2 separate regions of the Mus musculus genome follow, and region 1 is linked to region 2. A link is a loop called in an ENCODE intact Hi-C map of the cell type or tissue named here. Cell type or tissue: heart. All regions are shown on one strand. Links, peaks and the distances in the headings refer to the core of each region. The heading gives the core; the rest is flanking DNA.

What was found. A loop is a pair of places that touch in the nucleus more often than their neighbours do. Peaks named below come from ENCODE experiments on the same cell type or tissue, not always from the same donor. Only the 100,000 strongest peaks of a DNase experiment are listed, where the experiment ranks them.
Region 1: it touches region 2 in a loop (10-fold over the local background); 18 of 42 quality-filtered maps call a loop at or near these places.

What each region holds. Positions count from the first base shown.
Region 1 is chr3:97,576,029-97,592,057 of GRCm38, reverse strand. It overlaps Chd1l (chromodomain helicase DNA binding protein 1-like), which reads left to right. Exons shown (of 23, transcript NM_026539.2): 8 at 698-853; 9 at 1,412-1,504; 10 at 2,056-2,152; 11 at 3,745-3,818; 12 at 4,837-4,947; 13 at 8,136-8,250; 14 at 9,188-9,341; 15 at 10,881-11,079. Among named protein-coding and RNA genes, the nearest start is that of Chd1l, 26 kb to the left of the region's middle. In heart, for the core only: a CTCF peak has its summit at 6,446 (motif pointing right); no DNase peak of the experiment used is centred there.
Region 2 is chr3:96,932,474-96,948,502 of GRCm38, reverse strand. No RefSeq gene overlaps it. Among named protein-coding and RNA genes, the nearest start is that of Gja8, 14 kb to the right of the region's middle. In heart, for the core only: no CTCF peak of the experiment used is centred there; no DNase peak of the experiment used is centred there; H3K27ac peaks cover 128 bases.

The DNA of each region.
Region 1 (16,029 bases), core at 4,973-7,472, 640 kb before region 2:
GATAAAGATCACAAGGCCCAAATACACACCAGGATATTGCTTAGCCGTAAAAACCATGAAAGATTCTGTCTTTTCCTGGGGTAGTGACATAAGATTTTCTCCGGTCAGTCTGGGCAGGTGTCAGCCTTGAGAGCGAGGCTTCATGGTGCATCACATCGCCAGAGCTGCTGGAAAGCTGACAGTGAATGATATGAAATGCCTAACTTTTACAATTGTGTCTTTACATTTATTCTCTCTCTCTCTGTGTGTGTGTGTGTGTGTGTGTGTGTGTGTGTGTGTACAGTGTAGCACACATGTGGAGATCAGAGGACAACTTGTGGAAGTCAGTGTTTTCTTCCTACCATGTGGATTCTGGGATCAAGCTGTGGTCATCACACTTGACAGCAAACACCTTCACCCGTTGGCTGTCTTGCTGGCTCTCGGCACCGTATTTATTAATTTTATTTTGCCTGACTGAAGACTTTTTAAAGCATTTTGAAGGTAGACTAGGATAACCCACAATGTTTGGTAGGTTCAGAATATTAAATGCATTTTCAACTTAGGGTATTTCAAACTTGGGATGGATTTATTGGGTCATTACTTCATTGTAAGTCCAGGAGCGCATGCAGTGTGAAAAATGACCGCCCCGACTCAGGCTGTTTTCCATCGTGGAACGCCTCGATTCTCCACTCTTACGTATTTATCTTTCCTTACGCAGCAAGCGAGCTGCACAGGCTCTTGCAGCCATTTCTCCTGAGGCGTGTGAAAGCTCAGGTAGCCACAGAGCTCCCCAAGAAGACAGAGGTGGTGGTGTACCACGGCATGTCCGCTCTGCAGAAAAAGTACTACAAGGCCATCCTGATGAAAGACCTGGGTACGCGGCTATGGCTGTCAGAAGCTGAGAGAGTGTGGCTATCATGGAGGGAGTGCTCAGTGATCAGGCTCCTTCCCTCTGTACAAGAAGTACAAGAAGGGGCCGGAGTTTTAGACTGTGAGGGATTCTCAGGTGGGCTGGGCTTGCAGTGAGTGTGGCTGTGGCCCTTAAGAGTAACTCAGACTTGGTTGTTAGAGTTTGTTCTTTCCTTTAGCCCCATCTCCCTTACTGCCTTGAAGCAAGCACTTGTGAGCGCCCTCTGTCTTTCCAGCCCATTGGACGCTTAACGAGCTGCAAAATGCTGTTGACTCAAACCCACCGGGAGGCTTGGGAGTGAGAGGGGGAGAGGCAGAAGTGAAGCATCTCTTGATTTCCCTGACTCCCGAGCAGTTCCAGTGGGAAGTGTAAAGGTTGGCAAAGGGATAGCCAAGGTGTCCAGTTCATCTCAAACCAGAGGGATGGCTAAGCCAGCGTCACACGCGTGTTCAGTCCAGTGGGAAGGTACACAGAGCTGAGGCACGCATGGTCAGATATGTCTCCACGTCCTTGTGATTTCAGATGCATTTGAGAACGAGACAGCCAAGAAAGTCAAACTCCAGAACATCCTGACGCAGCTTCGGAAGTGTGTGGACCACCCGTATCTGTTCGATGGTGAGTGGGGTAGTGCGCTCCCTCCTCACCGTTCTCTGAACAGTCTGTCGCTAAAACCACAGCAAGGTGTGCCCTTGACCGTAGTGTGCCCCTCAGCGAGGTGTGCCAGTCATGTCTTTGGCTGCAGTGAGGGTGGCAGGTTTATGCTCAGTTTGTTGTATCAGTATTACCTGGCACATTATGCAGGTTTCCCTCCATTCTTCCTAAAATCCTCTTAGATTATGCTTTTCTTTTTTCTTTTTAACTCCAAGATCCAGTCATAGATCCTACACTGTGCTTGTTCTGTCTATTCTCTGAGAAGGTAGACATGTTCTTAAGCTTGTTTTCCTGCTGACTTCTCTGTCTCTTTCTGTCTCTGTCTCTCCCTGTCTCTCTGTCTCTGTGCCTCTCTCTGTGTCTCTCTCATAGTATTGATATTGGAGAATCGAAACCAGTGGTTCTCCAGAGCTGTAGTTTGGGTTTGCCAGAGTGTTTGCCCTCGGTCCACATCTCCTTGTCAGGGAGTCTGCTTCTGGCCAGGTACATTACTAGACGTGTTCTTTCTTTCCTAGGTGTGGAACCAGAGCCCTTTGAAGTTGGAGAGCACCTGATTGAGGCCAGTGGGAAGCTTCACCTGCTGGACAGGCTGCTGGCGTTTCTGTATTCTGGGTAGGCGGTGGGTTTACCCTGGACAGACTGCTGGCATTTCTGGGTTCACGCTTATTACTTTGAGATAGTAACTATTAAAACCTAACTGGTGAAAAGCTGTTTCTTGAGATTGGCCCAGGTTTCCTTTCTTCAGGGTCTTGGTTAGGTGTCAGCCTTCCCTGACTGCTGCTGGCCCTGCCGTCCCATTCCTCCTTAGCCTTGCTTAGTCATCCTCTGGTTAGGATTCCTAGAACCATTGGGGTCCTGATTCAGCACTGGCAGTGTCCTGATGTCTGTCTGACTCACCAGTGTGTGCTGTCCGTATCACTGTGACCTTGCTGTCCCACCTGGACAGAGGCAGCACTCATCTTTTCTTCCATGATCGCCTGTTGGCAGCTTATGTTGAATCAGTATAAACCACAGGGGCTCAGTTAATATTCCTTCCAGGTACTCTTGGGGTCTTGGCTGGGATGCTGTGCTGGGGTGCTGTGCATGCCACCACTCCCAACAGTTTTTACATGGGTTCTGGAGCGCAAGCTCAGCCCTGGTACTTGCGAGGTAGGCACTTTACTGACTGAGCCATCCCTCCTACCCCCAACCCACCCCTAGCCTGTGACTCCATCCTCCTTATTTATTTATTTATCTATTTATTTTAAAGGCCTATTTATTTTATGTGTTGGCACTTTTGCCTGCACGTATGTTACAGTTGTCAGTGTACCATGTATGTGTGGTGGCCATACACAGGTCGAAAGAGGGTGTTGAACTCCTGGAATTGGAGTTGCTGCGGTTGTCAGCTGCTTTATGGGTTCTTGGACTCAAACCCAGGTCCTCTCGAACAGGGCAGATAGCGCTCTTAACTGCTGAGCCATCTCTCCAGCCCCTGACTTCATTCCTAATCAACTCTTTACCTTTTTTCTTCTTTTGTCATGTGTCTTGGGAGATGAGATGTCATTTGCCCATTTCTAAAGTAATCAGCTCTGAATTTTTTTCTTTCTTTCTTTTTACTTGATATTTTCTTTATTTGCATTTCAAATGCTTTCTCCTTTCCAGGTCTCCCTTTCGGAAACCCCTCATCCCATCCCCCTCCCCCTGCCTCTATGAGGGTCGCCTCTGAATTTTTAACCAAAATAACTAAATACAAGTGACTTTTTCCCCAAGTAAGATTAGTGGTAGGTGGCTGGCCATGATTTTCAAGGTCTTAGAGTGTGTGTATGGGTTTGGATTTTACACTTTGCTCCCTATAAATAATGTGTCTAATCTTGCTTTTGACATGAAAGCTTGTATTTCTTGTGGTTGAACGAGTTGACATTCCAGTGAGGTCCCTGGTTCATCTGGGGCTTCCTGTAGCCTGTGATGCATTGACAGATGCCCCTGGGGATTTCTCCATTATAGTTTAAGAACGGCCACTAAGAACAGGGGACAGCGCCAGGTCTACTTATATCCTTTACATAAAGAGCAGAGAGCTTCTGAAGAAGGCTTTAGATCATGCTTCTCCCTTAGCATTCCATTTATTTATGAACTTGGACTCTTTCATACCAAAGCACTTTGCTTGAGGGAAACGTACCTTCAATATTACTAGAGTTGTCACCTTTTTTTTTTTTCCTTCTTGCCAGGGGCCATCGGGTTTTACTTTTCTCCCAGATGACACACATGCTGGATATTCTGCAGGACTATATGGACTACAGAGGTGACTCCCCCTGCCCACTGCAGTAACTGAATGTAACATTGTGCTTGCAACAGCCATACTGGGCGTGGGAGCTACAGAGAGAACATGGCGACCCACGTTACTCAGAGTCAAAAGCAGAGGAGACGTGTGGAGTAAACCCTGCGGCCTGTGGAGATGTGTGGCCGGAAATCAGCACTGGTTGTGTGGTCTGCGGAGATGGGCGCTGGGGCGAATGCTGGGGAAGTGTTCCATGTATAATAGACAAGTTTCAGTGGCAGTAACTCGGGGTCATGAAACAGTCATTTCAGCAGCTGAGCACTTACTCAGAACCAGTAGACAGATGTAAATACAGACATCTCACAATCAACAGGGGAGAGGCCGCGCCAGTTCCTCCTGTTTAGCACTGGGGGTGGGGTTATTGCGTGAGTATTCTGCTAATGTGTAATAAACGAATGTGAGGTCATGGGAAACAGCTGTGACTTTGACCTCAAGCCCCCTGGTGAAGAAGGGTCAGCTCCAGGCCTTGCAGTTTGAGTTGAACTGCAGTTAAGTCCTCTGATGCTCTAGGGCCGTGGGGCACCTAGGGCAAGGCACTCTTAGGGATCCCGGAGTACAAGCAGAGCTCATGTTCAGAGTGCTCTCGGGGTGTGGAGCGTGATGACAGGAGGAGACCCCTGCTCCAGCTTCAGAGGAAGGCAAACACTGAGCCGCCAGTCACATCCCCTCACCTGCTCCCCATACTTCTGCTTATCAAGCGCAGGCTGCCATGGGGCGGCCGTTCAGGATTACTTGGGAATGGTCAGAACTACACATGGCCGCCACTTCAACTGCGTTTAAAAGAACACGCATGTGTTATGATGAGTTCTCTTATAAGATGATTGTATTGTCTCCCTAAAGGTAGACTCCCCCCCTTGGGAATGATTAGAATTGGGGCTCTGTCTATGAAAAGGGTAAACTGCTGTCTGCTTTGGGATGGGCCGATTGTTTCCCAGAGTCCTTGAAGAAGAATTAATAGATTAATTTTCTCCTCTGTGTCAAGGCTACAGCTACGAGCGTGTGGATGGCTCCGTGAGAGGAGAGGAGAGACACCTGGCCATTAAGAACTTTGGAAACCAGCCCATTTTTGTTTTTCTCCTGAGCACCCGGGCAGGTAGGTCACACAGGTCTTGATGAGAGCAGGCAACTGATGTGGTAGGACACCTTTGTATCCCAACCATTAGTATACTCCCCGGCGTCTCTGAAAGGTGAGGCCATTACTAAGGGGTAAAAAGGAGAGAATTGAGGCCGTTGCCATGGTTGATGGAGGGGCTGGACTTCTAGCATGGGACCTTATACTCAAGCTGTGGCCCCATCAAAGAGTGGGACTGAAGCCTGAGTCCATAGAAATCATTCTATCCTGCTTTGACTCCTGCCCTGGGAGTGTCCAGAGAGATTTCTATGGGAAGTTGTATCCACAGGCATGGATGCGGATCTTCTTCCCAGCTGTGACTGGGGGGTGAGGGCCTCTCTGCTAGTTCTTTTCCTCTAACAGCAGAAGCTTAAAATGCAGTTATAGCAAAATTGCTAGCTACTTAGAATTATCACAATGTCGATATATATATATATATATATATATATATGTACATATATATATATATATAACTTCAGTCATAAATATTATTTATCATATTTGTGGTATGTTATCAAGAAGAGGGTGCATTCTCTGTGTTATTAAATAATTTGGCATTAGCTTTTGGAAGTGATTTTTTTTCACACTTTGGTTCGTCTTTAAATAACTTTAACTCATAGTCTTAGTTTCGTTATTTTATTTCTTTAAGAAAACTTTTTACTTATATGTATGTGCCTGCCTGTTTCTGTGTGCATCATCTACATCAGGTGCACTTGGAGGGGAGAAGAGGGTGTCAGGTCCCCGGGACTGGAGTTACAGATATGTGCATGAGCAAGAGCATGCTCTCTGCAAGAGCAGTGCGCACTCCTACCCACCTCTCCAGCCCCTCATTACCTTATTTCTGATTAATTGAAATCCCCCTGGAATAGCCGTTGTGAATACAGAGATGCGTGTCTCTCTATTAGAGACCAGCATCTCCGTGAAAAGCTTCAGTCTTATTAGGAAGCATTCACCGAGTGATTAGCGTAATAAGGGCATGTAGAAGAAGCACTAGATAGAATCCGTGGAGAAGAGATTATTTTGCCAGAGTATGCCTTATCTGTCTAATAAAGAGAATAATGCATGATGTAATCAGATCCTCCCCGCCGCCCTTTCCCCCAAGGCCACAGCCTGCATCTCAGTCCTTCGTCTCTATCATCGTCTGTCTCTAGTAGTCTGAGGAGAAACCTAAAGCGTTAGTCAGGTCAACCATAGCGGGAACACAGTTCTGTTGTGATAGTTAAACATTTCATCATCCCCCTGTCCAGAGAACAGCTTTTTGTTTGAAATGTCTGAGGTTACGAAGGACGAGCTGGCCGCGTTGTAGTTGATTTCCTTGGAGGCCCCTGAGCAGATCCAGGGGGAACAGAAGCACTGGGCATCCCTTTTGCAGGAGCAGACTGTGGGACTCGTGGGACTCCCTGTCATGGTTTAGCTGCAGGTCTGCAGCGGTTCACCTTCCAGTGTTCAAGTGTCTCTGTGAGTGAGTCATATGGCCACCAGGGGGCAGTGACAGCTCATGAATATGTCTCACACAATTATGAGCAGACTTACTAAAAAGCTCATGGGCTTGAGTGCATGCATGCTTGTGTGGCGGGTACAGAGCCCTAGGCACCTTCCTGGCACTGCAGAGGAAGGGGAACTCACCCCTTGTGGAGGAGAGCTGCATTTAATAGCCTTAACCCAGGAAAGATAGCGCACACCTTAGTATCCAATCACCAAACCACCGGTGGTGATGTCGCACATTTCTAAATGAGACGAGTACCTGGGAGGTGTTCAAGGTGTTCAAGGTGTTCAGAAAACAAGAACTGGCTCTGGAGCTAGCGTGGTGGGAGAGCCTGCTGCACTGGGTGCTCAGGAAGCTTAGAATTAAGGACTGCCTCAGCCAGAAGCTAGAGGTAACCCTGGTCTCAGAAAGGAAAAGAAAAGAAAAGAAAAGAGGCAAAAAGGAAAGAAAGAAAGAAAAGGAAAAACTCCAATGGCAACCACAAAAGCCCAGAAGATGGTTCAAGAGCCACACTTGGAAGACTCACTCAGTCTTAGGTCTTTTATCCTCTAGCTGTGCAACTTTGAATAAGTGTTCTGACTTCCCTGTGCTCCCACCTCCATATCAACAAAAGGTGATGATGAAAGGCCAGAGCCCATAGGTTGTTGTGTGGGGTATAAGAGAGGGTCTGGCGCATTGCTCAAAAGTAGAAATGGTGTCTATTGTTCTAGCCTTGCTAGGTAACTTGGCACGGCTCAGTAATCAGTCATTATCGGCCCTTTATTCCAGGTTTCGTTTTATATGAAAGTTTAATTAAAGTATTCCTGCCCGCCTTGTCTTGAGCCCCAGCTGGGAGTCGGTAGTCCTTCTGAGAAGCAACCTTTAATTCATGCTCTCAGAATAAGCCCCATCAGGCTCCCTTGTTTCAGCTGTGATCTCTAATGACCCTGACAAGAGCCGGTCCATTTTGTATTAGTTTTCACATTAATCAAAGAGAAAAGGCTGTAATGTGCTTTCACGGTCCTTTTAATTCCCGGAACCCATGGTTGCTCCTCACCCCTTTCCCTGCAGCACCAAAGAAAACCCAGAAAGTGACCGTCGTTCTGTCACACTGCGTCTGGTCAGAGTGAACACGGTTAAAGAATGCCTGTCGAAGGTTTTCTGTAGTTAGTGGGGGACACGACACAGGATGTGGGGGGACCGGACACTGTACACGGTCTCTCGTTCTGCCCAGGAGCAGCAACACCCCTCCTCCTCAGCATATCAGGGATCCTGCTACCTAGCCTGGCTTGTGAGTGTGGGTTAAGGGCTCTCCCCTTACGAACGCCCACACAGGTTGGCCCGTGCTCACAGCTCCTTTCTGAAGGAGCGAGTGTCTATTTCTCTGCAGACTGTCCTAGGCAAAATGCAGCCAAGTGTCTTAAATGGGGGGCAGGAGTGGCCGATATAAAACTGCTCCACTCTCCTGACTTGAGCATCTTCCTCTGTTGCTTGTCAATACTCCTCCTCCATTCTGCTGTGTGTGATGATTCAGTCCTCCGAAATCAGGCCGTAGGAGGTTAGGGGAGCAAGTGCGACCATGCCAGGCTCTGGGACTGAGGGCGAGCATCTGTCTGACTGTGGCTCATCAGTGAGAGCCTGTCTGGACCATCGTATTCTCCCGTCCTTGTCTGTCTTGGGTGACACTTTCCCTACCCTGTTCCAGGTGGAGTGGGCATGAACTTAACAGCGGCAGACACCGTCATTTTTGTCGACAGCGACTTCAACCCTCAGAATGACTTGCAGGCGGCCGCCAGAGCTCACCGAATTGGCCAGAACAAGTGAGTGAGTTGGGCATCAATGGTTTTCCACTTGCTCGGTCTGTTAGACACCCCTGGGCTGGGAAGGAGGGAGACACACAGTCCTTGGTGACAGCACCAAATGGGGAATGGAGAGACCCCAGTGTGAGCCTAGTGTCGCTGTCGGCTCCTGCAGCCGCATCAGCTGGGTCACACCATAGTCCAGACTCATTTTGTTGAACAAAAAGTCAGATTATGAAAGGATTATAAGGAGTCTTTAGAAGTTATTTATTCAGCGAGCTAAGAACCACCTCGGAAGGAAGGAAGGAAGGAAGGAAGGAAGGAAGGAAGGAAGGAAGGAAGGAAGAAAGAAAGAAAGAAAGAAAGACAGACCAACCAAGGTCAACACAAAATGAACTCAATAGTGTTTTCATAGATTTGTCTCATATTGCTTAATTTGGGCATTTTTCATCTTATTGGTCTTTTGCTTATATGTTATGGTTTCCAATGTTGAGTTTTTATGGGTTTTATTTGTGTGTGCATATGTGTATGTGTGTGGGTGTGTGTGTATATGTGTGCATGCGCATATACGTACATGTTTCTTGTGGTTTTTTTCTGGTTTGTTCTTGGGTTTTTCCCCCCTCTCTTTTTTATTAAGAGAGAAAGTCAGCCTGGAGTTGGACGGGTGGGGAGGAGCTAGGAGGAGGTAGGACCTTGGCCCCAAGGATGATAACGCACCTGAAAGGTTTTCCTTGGCCACAGATGGCATACGTTCCTTCCTACCTCCATCCTTGCCTGCACTATTTGGAAAAGTTCATAGGTAACTGAAGGCCAGCTGTATCTTTCAAGTCCTCAGGGCCCAATCAAAGCATCCTTGTAGAAATGCCCTGTATACAGTGCTTGCTTTTGCTTCCTTCCAGGTGTCTTTTCCTGACTTCGTACATGCTTATCACACTGCTGTTGTTTGACTCGCTCACAGGTCTGTTAAAGTCATCCGGCTGATCGGCCGCGACACCGTGGAAGAAATCGTGTATAGGAAGGCGGCCTCCAAACTGCAGCTTACCAACATGGTCATAGAAGGAGGTCATTTCACACCAGGAGCCCAGAAACCTTCAGCCGAGGCCGACTTCCAGGTTAGGATCTCTTCTGATCCGAAGGCTCATCAGGACAAGGAGCCTGCCTTGGTGCCTGTTGTGTGCAGGGAGCTGTGGGGGTAAAAAATGAGCATGATACACGTGTGTGCATGTGCATGTGCGTGTGCATGTGCGTGTGTATACACACACACAGGGGGTGTGGGGGAGAGTTGCGTGCTGGGCTGTCTAACCTGGATTTAAACCCACGCCTCATCAGTCGTTGATTGCCTGTCTTGAAGCAGACGCCATAACCTCAGGAATCTACGTTCTTTGCTTTTCTCAAAGTGAGGGCTCTATTAGTTATGTCTGAGGACACTGAAAACTGGAGGATTACAAACAAAACCCAAGCTAATCATAGCAGTCAATTCTGTACCTCTGTCTTAGTTTCTTTTCTTCTTGCTTTGACAAAACACCAGACAAAAATCAACTTAACAGGTTTATTTTAGCTCACATTTCAAACTCAGCATGGCAGGGAAGTCAAATCCTCAGGAGCCCAAAGCAGCTGGTGCCATCATAGCCACAGCAAAAAGGCGGGAGCCATGTTGTGTGTGCATAACCAATTTCTGTATGGTCCAGCATACAAACACAGGAAGTGCTGTGCCCACTCCTGGTGCAGCTCCTCCCACCTCAGTGAACCTAACCACCATGAGCTCTTCCAGTGTGGCTGGATGGCGTGAGCACAGACTCTTTCCTCCGAGTCCTATCACAAGTAGTTGGCTTTCTTTGGGTTTTAGTGCCAAATGCAAAGCCAGTTGTATTGGTTACATATAGCAATATTAAATGTAAATATATCCAGATGTTGGTGCGTCAACAAACTGTCTAAGGCATTTACAAGCTATTATAGTATACCTTAAAGGTTTCTAAGTTACAGATACAGTGAGCTAGAGATAAACTGTCCAGTCATAAAGGCAAGATGCAAGTGAGCCTGAGTTACTGTTTGAGAATATGCAGAGTTGGGAGCTAGGAGATCTGAGCCTTGTGTGGATGTCACAGCAAATGGATGAGGGGACTCAAGGAACAGTGAAGGAAGGAAGCAGAAGAGAGTCTCTGACCAGGCGTTGGAATCGGCCTTTGCCACAGTGGTGTCCGTGGCACCCTGGGGTAGGAAAGCAGGTCTCCAGAGGAGCCAGCCGATGATGAGATCTGGAGGGTTAGCAGGGAGAGTCCAGCCAAGTCTGACTTCTCTTGAGCTCTCTAGGAAATGTTCAAATGACCGTATTTTTCCAAAGGGCATAGGAAGCTTATTCTAAGTATATCATTATGGAGGCTGAGAAAGTCAGTCACTCTGATAATCCTGTATCACCCATCTGCTTACCCATCACCCAGCTGTTAAAGCCTGCCTGGCGTGTTTCACCTGTGATGGACAGGAAACGCTGGCTGTCCATCAGAGAAGGAACGTGTCCCAGCCGTGAGCAAGTCACCCGCATCCCTACAGCTCTTTCTTTTTTTGTTTTTTTGTTTTTGTTTTTTGTTTTTTTTTTGAGACAGTTTTTCTGTGTAGCAGAATTAACTAGACTTTTTTTGTCTTCTCTGTCCAAGTTAAGTGAGATTCTCAAATTCGGCTTGGATAAACTGCTGTCCTCTGAGGGGAGCTCCATGGAGGATATAGACCTGAAGTCCATCCTGGGAGAAACCAAAGATGGCCAGTGGACCCCTGATGCTCTGCCCGCAGCAGCAGCAGCAGGAGGAGGAAGCCTAGAACCAGAGGAAGGAAGTGAATTGGAATCCAGGTCTTATGGTGTGCGATCCATTCTGTGTTGACTTGTGTGCGGGGTGGGAGGTGTGGGTCTCTCAGGCCTCTCATGGCACTCTGGTCTTCCTGGCAGTCTGTTACAGAGGCAGGTCTTTCTCAGAGTGTGCTTTTGTCCTTCGTAGTGATAGAACCTAGTGGGGAAACCCCCACTCAATTCCCAATCTGGCGCGCACCCAAAGAATCACGAAAAGGCCTTGATGTAATTACAGGAGGTAGTTTAATGACGGAGCTCCGGACCGACATGCATCCCACACAGGAGATAACGAATGTTGGCCACGAGGCTCGAAAGCTAGGGGTTTTTATGGGGTAAGGGGTTTAGGGGTGTGGAATTCAGCATAGCGACACACTATTGGCTTATTCAAACATCAGCAGAAAAATTACATGTATGTGCAGGGTGTCAGAGTTCTGTGAGTTGTTGACTCAGTTCAGATAGCCCTATTATGTCTTCACATTCCCCTTTATCTTATGGTCAAGCTGTTCCCAGGAATGTTTTAACTACGGGGCATACCCAGGTTTGTTTTTCTTTTTTCTCAGCCCCAGGCAGCCTCTAGGCTCACAAACAACCAGCAATTTATGAGTATTTAATATGACTTACAGGTCTTGAAATTTCATCTTTCTTTCAGTAGCTGTCCCGGCTGAGTTCTGGGCCCTCGGCTGTGGTCTATGCCGTGCTGTGTGTGTAATGGTGGCTCTTTAATGTCTATACATTTCCAGAATTCTATCACCTCCTTTACTAGATTTGTTCTTTTCATTATTTCTATGAGTGTGTGTCATTTATTTTTCTAGCTTTTGAATTCTAGTTTTCTCAAACTATGATCTCATAAGATGCAAGACATACTATTCTTTTTTTTTTAACATTTGGTAAGATGTAAAAGATTAAATAGGTGGTGGTACACACACCTTTAAACCCAGCACTTGGGAGGCAGAGGCAGGTGGATCTCTGAGTTAGAGGTCAGCTTGGGCTACATAGCAAGACCATGTCTCAAAAACAACCACAAACAAGCAGGGGGATTTGATTTGTGGCCTAGGATGGATGAGTTTTAGAGACCATCCTGTGGGCTGCAGAGGCTGTATCCTGCTCCTGTTGGAGGAACTCTTCCGTTTGTTCTGTGCAACAGTTTATCTCTGAGGTCACTTTGCTGTTTCTTAGTTTGGTCGACCTCTCTGGACATGAGAGTGGGTACTGAAATCTCTACTATTATCAAATCAGGTCCTGCCTGACCTTGTATGTCTGATACTGTTTGTTTTTTATTAAATTGGAAGCCCCAGTGTTGGTGTCCATATTTAAATCGTCTTACCTGTCTAATAAACAGCTCTCCTCAGTGTATAGTCGGCCTCTTTCCTGACTTTCTCTTTGCTTCCCTGACAGATGTCTTCCACATTCCACCCGCAGTTGTGGTATCTCAGCCTGGTGTATTTCTTGGAGACAATCGATGGATAAGATTTATTTTATTTTAATTAATTAATTTTTTTTTTTTTTTTTTTGCCAGCTAGCTCATCTGTGACTCTTTGAGTTCATTTGCCTTTCAGTTGTTATTGAGATCACTACCATACTGTAATTTTGTTGGCTCTTTGTTCTTTGTTATTTTCCTGTCTTGTGTTAGTATTAGGGTTTGCTTGTGTACTGTGGGTATGAGGGATTTCTTCCCTGCTCTCCCTTATTCTTCTTCTCAGGACTTTTATTCTTTCCTGTGTGTTCATGACAGACTCTCTTCCTCCCCCTCTGTGTAGAGTATTCCTGTAAGTACCTTCTGCACTGCAGGCTTGGTGGTCATGAACTACGTTTGTTTGTGCTTGCCTTGAAATGTCCTAGTCCTTCCACGTTCCTCACTCCCCCACCCCTCTGTGTGTGTGTGTGTGTGTGTGTGTGTGTGTGTGGTCTGTGTGTGTGTGTGTGGTCTCTGTGTGTGTGTATGTATGTGTGTGTGTATATGTGTATGGTGTGTGTGTGGTCTTTGTATGTGTGTGTGTGTGTGTATGGGTATGGTGTGGTGTGTGCGGTCTTTGTGGTTATGTGTGTGTGGTCTGTGTGTGTGTGTGTGGTCTGTGTGTGTGTGTGGTCTATGTGTGTGTGTATGTGTGTGGTCTCTGTATGTGTGTGTGTGTGTGTATGTGTGTATATGTATGGTGTGGTCTGTGTGTATGGGTATGGTGTGGTGTGTGCGGTCTGTGTGGTTATGTGTGTGTGGTCTGTGTGTGTGTGTGTGTGTGTGTGTGTGTGTGTGTGTATGGGTATGGGTGTGTGAGTGTGTGAGTGTGTGGTACAGGTGCATGTTTGTATATGGATGCGTGGATGCACATGTGGATACTAGAAGAGGGTGTTATGTGTCTCCGACTCACCCTCAGCCTTATTCCTTCAAGGCAGGGTCTCTCCCTGAACTTGGGGCTCACTTTTCTGTCTAGGCTGGCAGCCAGCAAGGCCCAGCAGTTCTCTTCTCTCTGTCCCCAACAGTGTGAGGGTGACAGGTGTGCGGGGGAACATGCCCAGCTTGTCTATAATCATGAGGATCAAACTCAGCTCTCCGTGCGTGAATGTAGGTTTGTTTTATATAAGATTTACTTATTTTTATTTTGTGTGTTTGGGTTTCTGTGCACCACATGCCTGAGGAGGCCAGAAAAGGGTATAGGATCTCCTGGGATTGGAGTTACAGATGGCTGTGCGCTGTCCTGTGGGTGCTGGGGATCAAACCTAGGTTTGCTGGAAGAACAGCAGCTGCTTTTACCCCCTGGGCCATCTCCCCAAACCCTGGATGTTGTGTTTGTTGACCCTGGCTGCCATCTTTGAGATTCTTCCTGCTTGGTTAGCATTTTGGTGAATCCTCTGTTTCATTATTTGATTCATTGGATTTCTCATTTTCAACAATCCTCTTTGTTTCTTTCTTTCTTTTTTTTTTTTTCTTGTTCAAAAAAATCTCTTTTCTCAGTTTTATTCCTTTCATCCCCATTGGTGCTTTTTTCATCCGTTTGAAACCCTCCTCTGTGTTACTGATTCTTCTCCAGTCCTGGATTCATCTATTTGAATGTAGCCTCAGGTCACTGATCAGGTGTGGTCTTTCTCTGGCATTGTCCTTAGTTTAGTGTCTTTGAGTTCAGTAGCTGAGTTGTGATTGTTGAGAGATCCGTGCTGCCTAGCTTGTTCTGTTTCTTGTGTTCCGATGTCTTGGGCCACAGTGTTGTAGGTAGCTTGAGAGTTTGATCTGCCAGCTGGCCCCAGAGCTGTCAAGCCGAGGTAAGCTCAGTTGATGAGATCTGTCCTGCCACCAGGGCAGGGCTGTCTCTCCCTGTGCATTTCTTAGATTGGACCAGCCTTCTGCCACCTGCATGTATCTGCTTGTTAGTGGCTGGCCCTCCTGCTTGTCATAGCTACCTCCCAGGACCTTCCCTAACCTGGGTTAGGGCGAGCCAACTTGAAGCTCCCCACCTGTGCATGCCCCTTCATCTCAGACCCATGGAGTAGGTTTTTGGTTTGCTTGTTTGTTTGTTTATCAGTAGAGTCTCCAGATGGCATTCAAGTTGCTGCCTTCCAAGTGTGATGTAGTGGTTTCTCTCTGAGGCTGACCTGTGGTTAGAGGAGTTAACATCTCACCAAAGCCTGCAGCTGAGATTTCAAGAGCTGCAGGCTTGTCTGGAGGGTCAGCTCGCTTACCTCTGTGCCAAGGTTTCTGCCCTTCTTACTTCCTTCCACCCCTCACCTGCTGGGGGCTTTGCTTTTCTTCCATGCAGCTGTCTTCTCTCGGCGGCTCTTTGTTGGAAGGCTTTCTCCTCCTTCCTGAATTTCCAAAGCTCCTCCAATAGGCCTGTCTTTGGGATAAAGTCTTTTTCTATGACTGCTGTCACACAGAGACAGCCTTTAGTCTGCCATCTTACCCCAAACTGAATGGGGTAAACTGAACCCCAATACTTTTTTAGTTTATTTTAAAGATTTATTTTTATTTTATGTGTGTGAGTGTCCTGCCTGCATGTGTGTGTTTGTGCACCTCATGTATGCACCGCCTGAGGAGGTCAGAAGGTCCCCTGGGACTGGAGTTATGGACAGTAGTTAGCTGCCATGTGAATGCTGGGACTGAAGCAGGCCCTCTGCAAGAACAGCAGGCATTCTTAAGTGCCAAGCCATCTCTCAGTCCTGAATAGTAAATCCAACTTAGGCTCATGAGCAGTGCAGACTGTGTTGTGCGCAAGACTCATGTGTACAACACACGTGGTTCTCTCTGCACCCCCAACTGTGGTTAGTGTTCCAAATTTTTGGATTTGAAGTGTTTGTCTATTCATTTGTTGGGGTCTTAATATATCCCAGGCTGGCCTCAAACCACTATTGGATCTTTGGGTTTGAAATTCTGATGCCCCGACACCCACCTCCGTGCCGGGATGACAGGTGGTTGGGGTGCTAGGGCTTGTATGCAGAGCTTTGTGCATGCTGGGTAAGTACTCTGCCACCTGAGCTACATTGCTAGCCCACTGGAGTGTGTCTGCGTGAAGAATGCTCCCCGATGTCTCGTGGCTGTTGTCAGTGACTGCTCTCCTGTACCAGCAGTGACTGGAAGTAAATGTTTCTAACTCAGGCCGCCTTCTGCCTGAGAACTGGGCCCTTATAACCTGGGGCGACAGGTAGGCCAGGCACTCCCTTGCCTTCTCTCTCCCTGTGCAGTAGCACGGTGAGAAGGGGACAGTCACCCCCACAGCTCCAGCACACACAGAGCACAGTGCTTTCCAAACTTCCTGCCTGCATTTACTTCCTAGTGTCCTAACTTTTCTTGGTGGCTATTGCTCTGGTGCCGGGTCTCAGCCTGTCCGCACTACCTCTCGTGCTACTGGAGCCCCTCTGCTCGCTCGCCTGTTCAGTGTGTGCCTGGCTCTGGACCTGTTGGCACCCGATTGGGTGCCCATCTCTCTGTTCACTTGCAAATGCAAGTCTATAGGACTTTCTGACTCCTCGTT
Region 2 (16,029 bases), core at 6,037-8,536:
ATATCCCTCACTGACCTCCTACTTACAAGAGCGGTACATTGTACTTATTAGCTGAGGAAAGAGAAGAAGTTCCAAAATGAAGGAAAGGGGTCCGAGAAAAAAAAGCATGGGAAACAGTAGATATGGCAGAAGGGAAGGGAAGGACCATCTGTAGCATCCCCGAGATGTTTGTAGCATCCCCAAGATATTTTTACAATGTCTACTTGAACTGTGGTGATAAATGAATGTTCCCAGCCAAGGGATTTCTGAATTGCTACTTTTACTCTGGAAATTCCACCAGGACATGAATGCAAGAAAGAAGGAGCCAGTGACCACCACCAGAAGTTGCCCAGTCAGGCAGTGATGGGTAGCACGTGCTTTCCCTCTGGCTAACTATGCCAGCTGGTTGTTTCATTGATCTAATTAATTTGACCCTTCATGTTTTAGTATCAAAATTTCTTACCCTACTTAATTAAGGGTCAGCAGAGTTTTATTAATATTCATTTTAACTAATATGCCTTCAAGGGACTTATGTTTTATTGAAGGTACCTGTCGAGTTAGCTGAAAAGCATCATGCAGTTTAATGAAGTCCATAAAGATAGGCATGAACAGAATGGACCACCCCAAAGGAACAACGGGTCATTTGTTCTTTTTCCTTCTATTTTTTTTTTCCAGAAAACTAGAAATGATCACACTAACTGCAAATACCCAAACAAGTTTGTCAAGGATAATGCAGTATAGATATTTGCTAGACCAGAAAATGACTATATTAAAAGAAATGCATCAGCCACCTTCCCCTACTGTGGCACTAGCTTCTTTCATTGACTATATTCAGCATTATATTATAGCATTGTGCTTATTCTTTCTATCGTTCTTGAGTTAAAGTTAGGGCTGGAGATAGCCTATTCTTAAGCTAAGTTAATTATCTCCTAAGTAGGTATAAACACAAACTCCACCTGACAATGCCAGTGGTTAGTTTAGGGACATTATGAAAATCATTAAACAAGACTAACACACAGGAGAAAAAAGTTCCCTTTGGGACCAAAGCCATTCTGTTTCCAAGAATAGAGGAAATGGCAGCATGGAGAATCATAATGTTAGAGATGTAATGTTCTGAAAGGCAGCTGGAGAGGACTCAAAGGGGCCAACCAGACTGATGTCTGTGATGTCATCTTGATTTGAGCTGATGGATGCCCAGACCTGGGTGTGTCTTCACAAAGGTTTTCTGGGAAGAGATTAGCATTTGTGTCAACAGACAGGGTAAATCTGTTGGGTAAAAACAGGCTGGGAAGATCTGCCTTTCCCAGTGCAGGTGGGCATCATCTAATCCCCGAGGCCTGGGTAGAAAAATAAAGACAGAAAGAAGAGGTGAGTCCTTTCCCTCGATTACCCTCAGATAGCCATCTTATCAGGGCAGTCTTCTAGGCCCTCGTAGCTACACTCCACCCCACCCCACCTCATCCCACCCCATCCTACCCCATCCCATCCATCACACCCCATCACACCACATCACACCCCAACCCACCCATCACACCCCTCCTCAGCACCCCAGCTCTGCTCTCAGGCCCTCAGCCAGAGACTAGGAGTTGTACAATCAGCTCCTGTAGAGCTCAGATCTTTGGCCTTGAACTAGAGAACTCTGCCAGGTTTCTGTCCTTTATCATCTCCTGAGCCAATTGTGCTTCCTGTAATAAGCCACCTCCTATTTATCTATCTGCCTGTCTACTTATCTATCCAATACCTGTTTGCTTATCAACCTATCCTATGCAATTCTCCCTCTATTTCATCTCCCAGTATGCTTCAGCAGTCAACAAAAGAGAAGCCAACTGGCTTTGTTATCAGGAAATTTCCAACCCCAGGAATGACTCTCCAAAATGAAATTTAAAAGCATCAATTTCAAGTGAGAAACATTAAAAGAACAGAGTTATGCATAAACCAGGAGACATATCTGCCAGGGCCCTCCTTCTTAAAAGGTTGGATCTAATTATACAGGGAGACATAAAGGTGACAGAGACAGTGGGAATGACCTGCGGAGATTCACATTACCCTAGCCAAGGTAGGAGGGTTAAAGGGGAACATTGGTGTTTCTCTAAATAGAAATGACTCAATGTGGCGATGATTTGGGAACCTTTCTCCTTTCTCTGTGACACGAGGGTCTTGGTCTTTTGTGCTCTTCTACATTTGACAATGATGGCAAGTCTGCTCCTTTTATCCAAGAGCTCTTCAGACTGGTTCCAGTTTACCTTAATGCACATGTGAAGGAGCAAATCTCCACCCCAACCTCAGAGAAGACATCTTACTTGTAATCCTCTCATTTCAAGACCTAGATAGATGACTTGGCAGTTAAGGACACTTGACGCTCGTGCAGAGGGACCAGGTTCGGTTTGCAGCACTTACAGGAGATTCACAACCATCTGTGACTCCTCTAACATCGCCTTCTGATCTCTGCAGGTACCAGGCTTGCACATGATGCATATATATGCATGCAAACAAAACACTCTTACACATGAAATAACTATGAATAAAATAAAATGAGGTAAAGAAGCCATTTCCACGAATGCCTGGTTTGCAACTCCATTGTGAGCTCTTTTCTCCCCTGGTTTTTTGTTTGTTTGGTTGGTTGGTTGGTTTTGGTTTTTTGTGAAGAGAAAGTGAAGTAAGTTTCGAGGTATTGGCTTGGGTCTCCTGCTTCTGCTTCCACCTCTCAAGGCAGGTACCGCATAGTGGGGAGCACACATTTACAGTTCAAGTCTAGACGGAAATCCTGGTTCTCACCCTTCTTAGCATAATGACTTTGCATAAATAAATTGATAGGTTTACTCCAGAGCTGGGGATATAGATCGGTGGTTGATCTATATCTGGCACATGAAAGATCCAGCATCCAAAAATATAATAATCTAAAAATTGTGTGTGTGCACGTGTGTGTGTGTGTGTATGTGTGTGTGTGTGTGTGTGTGTGTGTGTGTGTGTGTGTGCACGTGTGTACTCCCATCTGTGAAATGGAGTCAAATGAGATACTTTATAGATCTTGCAGGACATACATAAAGGTACCAGTCATATTGTACGTACTTAGTAAGTGCTCTGTTTTCATCCTGTCCCTGCTCACAACCACCAGCTATGTCCCTTGACTGTAACTGTCTAACAAGAACTAGACTTTCAGTCCCCGACAGCACAAGATAGATAGTAGCACACCTTTCTGCTTTACAATTTAATCAATAAATTGTGCTTTTTAAAACAGAATTATTTTTGGTCAGGTTACCAATCATCAGCAGATGATGCACTCAGAGAGCTGTGCTGGTCTCTCTGGTCCGGTAACTGAGAGCCACGTCCCGAATTCAGTCAGGAGCCCTTCAGGAGGAGTCTGGAGAAGGAAACTGTCTGGCTTCAAAAGAGAAACCACAACATTTCCTCCTTCCCACCTTTCTTCTCCTACCAGCCTCAGGTGACTGTCATTCCCTCTCTGTTTCTGGGTTCTATTTTGGTAGATTCCACATTGTGAGTTGGTACAATGCTTGTCTTTTTGTGCTTGACTTATTTTCATTGGTACAATGGCTTCCAGATTGTGATCTGTGTTATAATAATTGATGGGCTATCATCCCACATAAGGCTAAGTAGTGTTCTGTTGTATCTATATTTTATCTTCCGTTTTGGTTGTTTTGTTTTTGAGACTGTGTCTTGCAATGTTGTCCAAGATGGTGCTGAACTCAATGGGTGGAAGTTACTTTCCACTTCTGCCTCCTGCGTAGCTAGGGCTACAGATGTGCACATCCATGCTCAACTTATTCTACATCTTCTTCATCATCCACTCATCCACTGATGGAAATTCAGGTTGTTTCTATATCTAGACTATGACCAAAAGGTAGAAACTTTAACAGAAACAGAAGTAAGTTTTAAGATCTCTTGCACGGTAGCTTGAGTACAGTCTATAGTAGTGTATGGTGTTGGCCATCTCAAAATAACTAAAAGAGTAGATTTCAAGTGATGCACCAGGAAAAGTAATAGAGAAGTAGATGAAAATGTTAATTGGATCAGTTTAATAATGGCATAGTGTATAGACGAATCAAAGCATAATGTCATACTCTATAAGGATACGCAGTGATGGTTTGTCAATCAAGAAGTAATACTAATCAATAGTTGAAGTAATTAATTTTAAAGAGTGGGGAAATACAGGCAGAAACAGTATCCTGGCTTTACATAGAAGCAAACTTGTGTCCACTCAGAGACTAACCCAAATCCAAATATGGATGGCATATGGCATTATTCAGTCTTTGGTGACCACTTTGCAACTATAGAAGAGCCTTCATATTGCAACACACACACCAGACAAGATTCACTTTATGGACATTTAGAACTCTTATTTTCTAAAGTGATAGTGGTTTATGTGTGTATATTATTTCTTGAGGACAAGGACCATGTTTAACTCTTTAGCATTTGTATTTTAGACCAAATGCATATATAGAAAGAAAGCACTCAATAAATATTTATTGAAAGAAAAGAGATATGGCATTTATATAGTCATCACTAATAAAATATTTTAATAACTCTAAAAGTCTTAGCTGGAAAATTAATCTAATGCCAAATCAAACATCATGACATTTTCTAAAGCCCAAAGCAAATATTGTTTTGAATGATCCAGGCAACTACTTCACAGATAACCAGAAAAGGGCCATACAGCCCTCTAACCCTCCCTGCTAATCTTCATCCTAGCTAGGAAATCAGCAAAATATTTTCTTCCTGGCTCCATGTTGCCAGATTTACTTAGACAATCGTGTGCCATAAGTTCTGGTTTCAGGACATGGAGACATCAAGCTGGAACTTCCTGCTGAGTAGCTTTCATAATGGCTAAAGATGCTATGCAGGCTTGGGGGCAGCAATGATGCTATTCTACCAATCTTCCAGGCAAGATGTGCCCACTGGTGTAATAGTGGCATAGTTGTTACGGGTATAACCAATCACTTCTGATGATTGGACTTCAAATCTACTCCACAGCTGGAAATTTATGTCTGTTATGTAACCCTGTTCAACATTCCATGGCTGGGAAGTTCATAGGTCCTATGGAGGGTGGGGAGTTATTACTAATAAATGGATTTATTACTATTGTTTTGCTAAATGGATATGTGCTCATCAAATCATCTTCTAGATATTTGTGTTTTATGCCTATGGATTATTTCTGATGGCAGCTTTGGTCAAAGGACCTTTTTTTTTTTTTTAAGTAGGTGGCAGCAAGTGACTATAGAGTGCTCAGCCTTACAGAGAACATTTCTATCACATACCCTACTCCAAGGCTCAGAGACCATCACAGAAGACGAGGTGGAAGACAGTTGAGTAGAGTAGTATGGAACACTGTCTTCCAGCATGACATGGACGGTGCACTCAGGAACTCACAGCAGCTGTAATTACGTGCACTATGTTGGTCCTCTCAGCATTCCATTTTGGAAGGAGGGGTGCTCATAAGGCTGCACCCCTCCCTGAGGATCTACAAGCAATTAATGGTTTCTGGAGGAAGAAAAGTCATTTTCTTCGGTGCACCTAGTAAGTCTCCTATGATCCTGAAAATAACCCCTTATCTATGCTTCTATAAGCAAGCCAATTAAACTCATTGGGCCACAGAGGAGAAAAAAGACGTGAAAGTATAGAAAGGGGAAGTTGGAAGGATCAGTGGAGTCAGAGTGGGGTAAGAGAGTAACTAGGACTGAATGTGATCAAAAAGTCATAACAAAGCCATTGTTACAATTAATTCATTTATGATCATCAAAGTTGTTATCCATAATTGTTTCTCCAGATTAATTTTTAGAATTAACAGCATACTCTTTATTCTAATGATTTTATTCATAATTCTCACAGACATTTTCTTTCTTTTTTAATTTTTTTTCTTCAAATTTTCTCGTCAGTGTCTCTAAAACTAAGTAGTCAGAAATACACAATGTAAACCCTGAGATGGGCTCTATTTTTGGCCTTACTCTGGATTCACTGCAGCTGTGCCCAAGGCATCTAACAGGGTCAAATAGCTTGTCAAACACCGTCTATAACCTGTCCTGTCAGGCAATACCAAAGGTTCCTTTGATTAACTTTTATTTTAAACACAATTAGTGTGTGAATAGAGAGCCTTTCCTTTGCAACCCTTGTGTAGGACACTGAATCTGCCTCTTTCGTCTCTTTCTAAAAAAAAAAAAAAAAAAAAAAAAAAAAAAAGAAAAGAAAAGTGTGATAGTAAGGTCTTTCTAGGTTGTGTGCAATAAAAGATAAACCATAGCACCACATAGGTGCCTTAAGAGGTTTTGCTCTGAACTGTATTGAACATCTTGTGTACCTATCAGGTCTCCTTTGGCCAAGTTTTAAGCATCTGCACCCAGGGTTGTTGTGAGTTGCCCTGGTGCTGTTTGTATTCTGATATTTACTCTGCTTCTTCAAGAGGGGCTGCCCTGATGAGGAGTGGATCCCGTACTCAGGTGATTTCATGGGAACCTTCTCCCCATTCTAACTGGTCCAATAAAGGCTAGAGCCTATGATTGGGCAGTGGAAAGGAAAGGTGGGGCTGGGGCTGGTGAGATGGCTCAGTGGGTAAGAGCACCCGACTGCTCTTCCAAAGGTCCAGAGTTCAAATCCCAGCAACCATATGGTGGCTCACAACCACCTGTAATGAGATCTGATGCCCTCTTCTGGTGTCTCTGAAGACAGCTACAGGGTACTTACATATAATAAATAAATAAATCTTTAAAAAAAAAAAGAAAGAAAGAAAGGTGGGGCTGGAGGTTTTATAGAGTAAGGGAGGAGTAGGGAATGGAAAGGAAGGAGGAAGTGGAAGGAAGATGGAGCAGAACCACATGGCCTGGAGAAGCTCCAAGTAGCAAGAGGTCTCATAGATGAGGAATAAATTAGTACAGTGATAGATCTGCCCAACCTAGGCATATAGCTTATAAACACAATAACTAAGTTGTGTGTTTTTTATACGGGCTTATTGGGGTAAGAAATTACCAAAACACAGGGTTCATCAGTTGTCCAAACAACAAATACAGATTCGTTTTAGTACAAAGTGAAAAGAAAAACTAACTCTCCTGCCAAGCATGCATCATGGCTTTGCAGATTCTTTTGGCTAATCCAGGCCACAGTGACACAGGTCAGAAGGACTGGACTTTCTTGGGTACTGACTACGTGCCAATACTATTCTGATAGTCTGCACATGTTAGCTATGTGGTCCATGCAACTACCTTAGGGTGCTGTTATTGAGCTACCTTGTTTAACTTATTTAAATTTTTAATAATTTATTTTTACTATTTGTGTGTGAGTTTATGTAGGTACACATGTGTGTAAAAGTGCCCATGGAGATCACAAAAGGGTATCTTAGCTAATTTGTTTAGTGCTGTGAAGAGGCACCATGGCCAAGGATACTTGCATAAGAAAGGGTTTATTGGGGGCTTACAGTGTCAGAGAGTGAGCCCAGGACCATTATGATGGGAGCATGGCAGCAGACATCTTGGCATGCCACTGGGGCAGCAGCTATGAGCTTACATCATGAACTACAAGCATGAGATAGAGAGAGCCAACTGGGGATTCTGTGGGCTTTTGAAACTTGTAGTCCCACCCCCGAGACACACCTTCCCTCAACAAGGCCACACCTCCTAATACTTCTCAAACAGTTTCACTAACTGGAAACCAAGAATCCACATCCTCACTGAAACCACTACAGAGGGTGTCGGATCCCCTGGAGCTAGCATTACAAGCATCTGCAGCACGTGGGTGCTGGGATCTAAACTCCAGTCCTCAGGATGAGGCAGCAAGCCTTCTTAACGACTGCTCTGTCTTCCCAGCCCCTGGTTTAAATGAGATGCTTCGGATTGAACCCCAAGCCCTGTGCAGGCTAAGCACGGTCTTTACTCCCAAGCTCTCTCTCCAGACCCTAAATTATATTTTATACAGAAAGGAACTAAGCCGCATGAACCCCGTCAGCTTTCCTGAGATCCTATAGCAAGAATGGTAAAGTGCAGAGGTGAAACACCTGGCTTTGCATTATCCTCACTGCATTTTTTAAAAGTTTTTCTGGGGCCGGAGAGATGGCACAGCAGTTGGGAGCGCTCGCTCCTTTTGCAGAGGACTCAGGTTTGGCTCCCAGCACCCATGTGATGCCTTCACAACCATCTCTAGCTCCAGCTCCCAGGGACCCCCCCCCCTCTTCTGACCTCCACAGACACCAGGGATGCACTTGGTGCACTATACGTGCAGGCAAAACACTTGTACATGAAATAATTTTTAATTATAAATACTTGGGGTGGGTGAATTCGTTCACATGCCCACATACATGTGAGGTACACATGAGCGTAGGCATGTGCGTGATACAATACTCACATGGAAGTCAGAGAAGGCCAGTTCAGGCATCAGTCCTCAGCTTCCACACTGTGGAAGTGCTGCCTACACTGTGTTGGCTCCTTTTCAAACTTCCAAGGATTCTGTTCCCACCTCCCATCTTGACTCCGGAGCACTGTAATTACAGACTTCTATGTCCAACTTTACATCTCTACCCTTACAAAGTGAGCTCTTTACCCACTAAGCCATCTCCCCGGCCCCTACCCTCACTGTATGCTGGCTAAGTGTCTGTCACCAAGTAAAAGCCAGTCTGTGGGCCAAGTTCTTTACATAGATTATTTCATTAAGTCCCCATAACAGTCATTCCCCACCTCAAATGTCAAAAAACTAAGATTTAGAAGAATTAGCCAAATTCCCTGTAGATAGAAAGTGGGCTCTGAGATTGCCGACAGAGCCCAGAAATACAGAAAATACTAAGGCACGGTGATAAGCCACGACTGCAGTCTCCCTAGAAGACTCTAATCTGGAGGATATGAAAATACAGCTGCGGGCCTAGGACAGAAGTTCCCCGGTACTTTCCACTCTTCTGGACTTTACAATAGGCCAAGGGAAGAATGGAGCCTTGCCCAAGAACTTGAAGTCTCTGTTGGTTCAGCTATCCAGCTAGCAGCAGAGGAGACTTCCTCCCTACTGCCTCCCTTAGCATTAGAACCCACAGTAGCAGGGACTTCCTGCAAGCAGGTCTGTCTGGGATTTGCAGGCTTGGGACTCAAATTCACACAATCTCAGGTGTAACTCTTAGAATCGATTCTGAACAATGCTAACTTACACCCACTACGTTTCCTTCTGCTCTTATCACCCCTGGTTCAGGCAGGGGCACAGCAGGGCTCTGCAGGCCCAGCAGAAATGCAAGCAGGTCTGGGAGGGGTAAAGGGAAGGAATGTAGTAGAGAAGCGTATTTGGATTTGGTCATTTGGGACTGAGACCAACAGATGGTAGGACAAAGATCACGGTTATGAGAGGGGCTTTTGAGGGAGGAGGAGGAGGGAAAAGGAGGAGGGAGAGGAGGAGGAAGATGACGACGACGACAACCACCACCACCACTACCAACAACAGCAACAACCATCCCTGAGGGTCACCTAACCCCACCAGGATAGTGAGAAGGACATTAGAAGACCAGAATAATTGTGGCCACCGAATAAAAAGTTACACACGCACACCCCATCTTCCTGCCTGCCGTTCCCTGTCCCTTCATTTCCACGCCCATTATTCTGGTGTGACAGAGTTCCCCTGATGCTCTCAGGCTCTAAAGCCGGAACAGCAGCACCCCCTCGTGGTCAAGGCTCACCAATGGTCCAGGCTGATTCTTTGCTCGATTACCCAGGCAGGAGGTAATGGCATGCTGAAATGAGTTCCTTAGATTTCTGGCTGTTCAATGGCTTCTGTAAATGGCACCGCCTCACTCCCGCTACCTTTTCAGCCCGTTTTACCCACAGATAAGATATATAACTACCTACAATGCTCCAATGTGACCTGTTGGATCTTTTTTTTTAAGATAGATTTATTTTTATGTTATGTGTGTGAGTGCTTCACCTGCATGTCAGGGCACTGGGGGCATACCCGAGGCTTATGGAGGCCAGAAGATAGCACTGAATCCCCTGTAACTAGAGTTGCAGATGGCTGCAACCATGTGGGACTAGGAACCCAGCCCAGGTCATCTGCAAGAGCAGCCAGTGCCCTTAAGAGCTGACCTCTCTCCAGCCCATGCAATGCATTTTGATGATAGATTGTCCTTGGGGAGGGCAGATTTTTTTTTTCATGATTTAATAAATCAGTAGCTCTGGGCTGAAGAGGAAAAGAAAACTCTATCTTTGCTCCCATTTGGGGCCATTCTGCCATGTTGAAGCAGGCTGGTTTTCATTCATTTTAAACCCAAATCAATCAATCAATCAATCAATCAACCTCTTAAATCAGGCAACATCACATGTGCACCTCTAATGAATAATTAATTTGGCAGAAGAGAGAAAAATCACACCCAGCCATTGGGTGGATAGAGGAGTTGGGGAGTAAACCGTGCTGACCATGTAATGGTCCAGGCTTTCTCAAGAGGTGAAGGAAGCTCCAATGGTCAAACCGGGGCTAATATCCACCAAGCTCTCCCTGTGTCTGTGCAGACACATTGTCGTAGTCATTGTGTCTGGACTCCAGCAAGTTCGCCCTCCCCACAGGTGCTCCCCTGCCTCTGTTAAGAGAAAGTCAGAAGCAGGTGGATCTGGGAGGATGGTGTGGCACAGACACAGCCCTGTCATCTGAGGGCAGGGCCTGAAGTCTAGACCTATCCTGGCCACAGGCAGGGAGTGAGCCGGGCAAAAGGGAGCTAGGAGCCAGCCCGTTTCCATAGATACCGATTTCACTTGCATTTTATGACAGCTGTGCTAGGCTGCCTGGAGAGGCATTGTTTAGACGCCTGGGGGACTGGCTTGGAAGGAAAATGCAGTAAGAGCGATTTCTCATAAAGCCTGGTGCTTTCCCTCACTAAGGGGCAGCCCTGGTAGGACCATTCCCTTTAGGTATGTGAGCAGCTAGAAATGTCAACCTCAGACACCATGAAGGTCATCCAAAATGACCCTTAGAAGCAAGCCATTGTCAGGACCACTCAACCCTGAGCCCAGTGTGAGAGTCTCCCTGGGACTTATGTGAAGAATCTCACCCTGGTCTTCTGCGGGACCTAGAAGAAAACCTGGGAAAACTTCCCCTGTGCCCCAGTTGAAGCCAATGACTGACTCCTGAGAACCTGCAGTGCTATGTCTTGCTTTTCCATCTCCACTCCTACATCTCACCTACCCAGAAGGCCTGTCTCTGCTCACACTCAGCTTCTTACCGCACACATCACCAGGTTCTCTCCTTTGCTAGGGCTTCATAAACTAGATTGAGCAAGATGGATCTCCTGTGCTCAGCAATCTCAGACACTGGTGGGAGAGACAGACACATAAATGAACCATCGAGAACAAGAGAACAGTAGGGTCAGAGGAGACTTTCAAGAGAAACTAAAGCTTCAATGAGGCCTCAAGACATGAGTCAGGGTTCAATGTAGAGGCATTGCATAGGCAGAAGCTTGGCAGTAAGAAGGAGGGTAATGGGAATCGGGACCCCAACGGGTCGCAGATGCTGAGAGTTGAGTACAAAGACATCAGTGGCAAGAGATGGGCAGGAGTAAGAGATGAGCAACACCCCCCCCATGCACCATGCTACAGACCCAAGCTGCCCCTGACCCCCCACGCTGCCCCCTCCTCCTCTCCTCTCCCTCCTCCTCCCTCTCCTCTTCCTCCTCTTCCTCCTCCTCTTCTTCCTCCTCTTCCTCCTCCTGCCCTTCCAGGTGCCTTGCAGCAGGTCCATGAGTGACTCATTGATAGCAAGCCACAGAGAGGTTTAAGTACAGGAAGGACATGACTAGGTTTGTGTTTCAAAAAGACTGTTTTGATTTCCAGACCCAACCTCCACTCATTCCCCAGCACAGTTTACTTAGCCTGAGACAAGTTCTGACCACAATAAAGTTTACATCAAAAAGTTAAAACTCTACAGGAAGTATAGGAGCACTTTCGTGTCATATGTGAGACCCTGAGTTGATCCCCAACACCACACCAGAAAAAAACCAACACATACAAACAAACAAACAAACAAACAAACAAAAAGTAAGAAAAAGGCAAGTTCTTTGGAACTGTGAAACTTACTTCATGCAGAGACCGACTTCAGAGTCGTTTATCCTCTGGCTGTGTTGATGGTGCCATCTAGTGGTAGAACTGTATGTAGATCGCCCTCAAGCTTGCTTCTGAAGAATTGTCTTAACAGCTTGTATTATTATCTTATTAAATCCCCCCAAACATCTCAATGATGGAATGTGTCACTATTATTTCCATATTAGAGGCTAAGATTCCAAGGAATGGTAACTTTACGTGGAGCCTCCGGGGGCTTAGGGACTGCAGTTGGGGACTCCCTCTTGTTTGCCGTTATTCCCTCTTCAAAGATGAGGGAACTGAAGCCCTTCATGATTGACAGACTAACTAAATTGCACCATAGGCAATGAAGTTTTCCTGCCTCCATTTCCACATTTTCCCCAGGAAAATGTTGACACATTCAATATGTTTATTTGAGGCAAAATAAAATGAAATGGCAAAGGGAAAAGACCCATTCTTCCTTTCTTTTCTTTTTAATTCAAGGCAACTGTCCCTGGCTGCAGTTTTACTTGTCATGAATGTCAGCCAAGGTGCAGCTGTAGGCCAGACTTGAGTAATTGTAGGAAGGACAATTGCAACCAAAATATACAAGGTGTGGGGACCCAGGAGCTCGACCCCAGAGGTTGAACGGGTTTTATTTCTACAGACTATGCAGCTGGTTTTTGCATAACAAAATGTTTCCCAGGATCAGAGGGGGATGTTGGGGTTCAGGTTATGAGTCTGAAGTAAAACTCTCACTGAGATAACAGAGCACCTCAGCCTTTGCTCCTGTCTGAAAGCTCAGGGGCAGCCTCTGGGAGCTGCTCACATCCTCTGCTTTTAGCCTACCTCCGAAGGCACCAGCAGCCACTCAGAGTGCTTTCCTCTGTGTGCTCCTGATTCTCTCACCCTCGTTTTTGTCTCCCCTTCTCCACCTAAGGACCCCTGAAATTAGGCCAGGCTCATCAGTCCTCTAAGAATAATAGCCTGGGACTCAGCCTGCCCCAGCGTGCCCAAGTTCAGATTCCCCCAACACCCACATGCAACTGGGTGTGATAGCACGTGCCTGTAACCCCTGGGGCTTGAGAGCCAGCCAATCAGCCAGCTGGCGAGCACCAAGTTCAGTGAGATTGTCTCAAGAGGTGAAAGGTGAAGAGAATATGTCTCATGTCGACTCCTAATGTGTGCACAGAGTCACATATATACATACATGGGGGAGGGAGAGGAAGGAGAAGAGGAGGAAAGGGAAGAGGAAGAGGAAGAAGAACAGGGTTGAACTAGGGCAAGAACTTAATCAGGAAAGCGTTTGCTTTGCAAGCATAAGAACCTGAGTCTGCTCCCCCAAGCACATGGTGGTGCCTGTAAGCCCGGCACTAGGAAGGCAGACACTTAGGAAGAGGATCCTAAGACTTATTGACCTGGCTTAATCAGAAATCCCCAGGCCAAGTGATAGACTCTGTCTCAATAAACAAACATGGCAATGGCTTCTGAGGGATAACACCCACAGTTGGCCTCTAACGTCTTCATGGATGTACACACACGTACATGCCCCTTTGTGGTCATGCAGAAGTGCGCGCATGTACACACACATAAATGCACCACAGAATACTGTCCTCATATCAAAGTCAGCTGGTTAGCAGACTATGTGTCAGCATATCACGCACAAGTTCCAGGAGTTAGAGTGTGGCCATCGTCACTGGGGTTCACTTTTCTGCCATCCATGCACACTGAGACATAAGAGATGGAATACACAGAAAGAGAGTCAACTCGGGTCACAGATGACAGTGGATATCCATAACCCAGCATTTGGGAGGTAGAGGCAAGCGGAGGAGGGGTTGGAGGTCATCTTCAATCACACAGTGAGTTCAGGACCTATTACATGAAATGAGAGAGAGAGACAGAGACAGACAGAGAGAGAGAGAGAGAGAGAGAGAGACAGAGACAGAGAGACAAAGAGACAAAGAGACAGAGACAGAGAGAGAGGGAGGGAGAGAAAGAGAGAGAGAGACAGAGACAGAGGTTGGAGCCAAGTGTGATGGCATATGCCTTTAATTCCGGCACTGAGGAGGTAGAGGCAGCTAGATTTCTGTGCAGCCAGCCTAGCCTACATAGCCAGTTTCAGGCCAGTCCGGGATACACAGAGACCCTGTCTAAAAAGAAGGTGGTCAGCCTAGATGCCTAGATGAGCAGTAGGAAGCACAGTGTTGCTCCAGGTGAGAAGTTACAGGCCCAACAGCCATCTTGCGGATACCGAGACAAGCAATTTTAAAATAAGAAGAGGGAGGGGAAAAAATCTTGCAAAGTTCCCTCTTTGTAGAAAGGATAGAAAATATACCTTCAAAAAAGAAGAGCAATGTTCTCTCTGTGTGTCTATGTCTCTCTGTGTGTCTCTTTCTGCATCTCTCTCTCTGTCTTTCTGTCTCTGTCTCTCTTCTCTGTGTGTGTGTGCCTCTGTGTGTGTCTCTCTGTTTCTTGTGTGTGTATGTCTCTCTGTGCCTCTCTCAAAAACAAATGTAACTCAAACTTCTAAAGTCATAAAGAGACAAACCAAAGCACCTATTACAAGCATCAGGCACAGGACCCCCAAGTTCAATGTTCCTGTGAGCAAGTGGGAAGGAAGCAGCGCATAGGGTGGGGATGATGCGATCTGTTGCCAAGTGGGCTGAGAAGACAGATGAAAAAGACAGAAGCCTAGAATGTAAGAGGAGAGGGACTCGGAGGGGCTCTAAAGCATTCAGGTTTTTAAGATCCAAGCTGCAATGATGAAAAAGAAGCTTCCAAACAAACCTCCCTGACAAACCTCCACACTCGGCTTCCTGAATTTTAATGGCATTTGGAGGCCTTTCTATGCCAGGCACAAAGTCAAGAAACCATAAATTTTTAAAAGATGGATTTGATTTGATAAAAAATATAAATTCTCTGCACAGCAAAACACACTAAAAGCAAAGTTACAAGATGAGTGATCAGTTGGAAGTTTTACAACACGGGCAGAGAGGGAAAGGAGTCGCAGGCCATAAAAAGAGCTTATAAATCAACAAGGAAAAAAAACCAACCCCCGAGACACACACACTAGGAAGCGATGAGCAGACAACTCCAAGGAAAAAAGAGACACAGACAACTAACAAACATCCCAGAGGTAACTTTACTTCTCAAGTAATCAGGAAAATGCAAATCTGCCCGTTCCTTCCTGCCCATCTGCCAGAAAGCTGAGATGACAGTGGGTGGTCAGAACTTCATTTCAGGGGCCCTTCTGAAAGCTCCCATGCCGGCTGGGAGTCTGTCTGAAGAGCAGTTTTTGGACTCTCAAATTTTCAATTCTGTCTCTGCTGGAAAGTTAATTCTGCCACGAGAAGTTTCCCTCCATTTGCTTGAAATAGATTCGGACACACACACACAAAGTTATTATTTCAAAAGTCTGTATCAGAAAAGAAAATATGGGTATGCAAAGTCAAATAGCCTGCAGCACTTAGAAAATGTTTATAGCCGATGTTGGTTTCAAACAAGAAGAAGAGGAGGAGGAAGAAGAGGAAGAAGGAGAGAAGGGGAGGAGAAGAAGGAAGAGGGGAAGGAGGGAGAGGAGGAGGAAAGGGAAGAGAAGGAGAAAATAATCCCATCCTACATGGCCTTCAGAACAGGCTGGACTCATTCCTACGACGGGCCTTACTCTGGACTATGATTTTGGGCCTTAGCCAAATGAGGTTGATTTATATGTACTGCGGAGATGAACATGATGTAAGGGGAAATGGAAAACGACACTATCATGTGCGACACGCCGGTCTCATTTGTATTTACATGCACAGCACAGAAGGCAGACGGGGGCACACACAAACCACCTTGGGCAGTCACAGTCGTGGTGGCTTTAAATGGTGCTATTGAACGATTTCGCCTCTATGTTGGATTTTTCTCCCATGTATAATATTTGTACCTTATGCTTGTCCACTAAAAATGAGGATGGGCAAAGTGAAATAGCCTCAGGTACTTAGAAAATATCCACGGGGATGCTGGTTTTTCAGAACAACAACAACAACAAAATTAC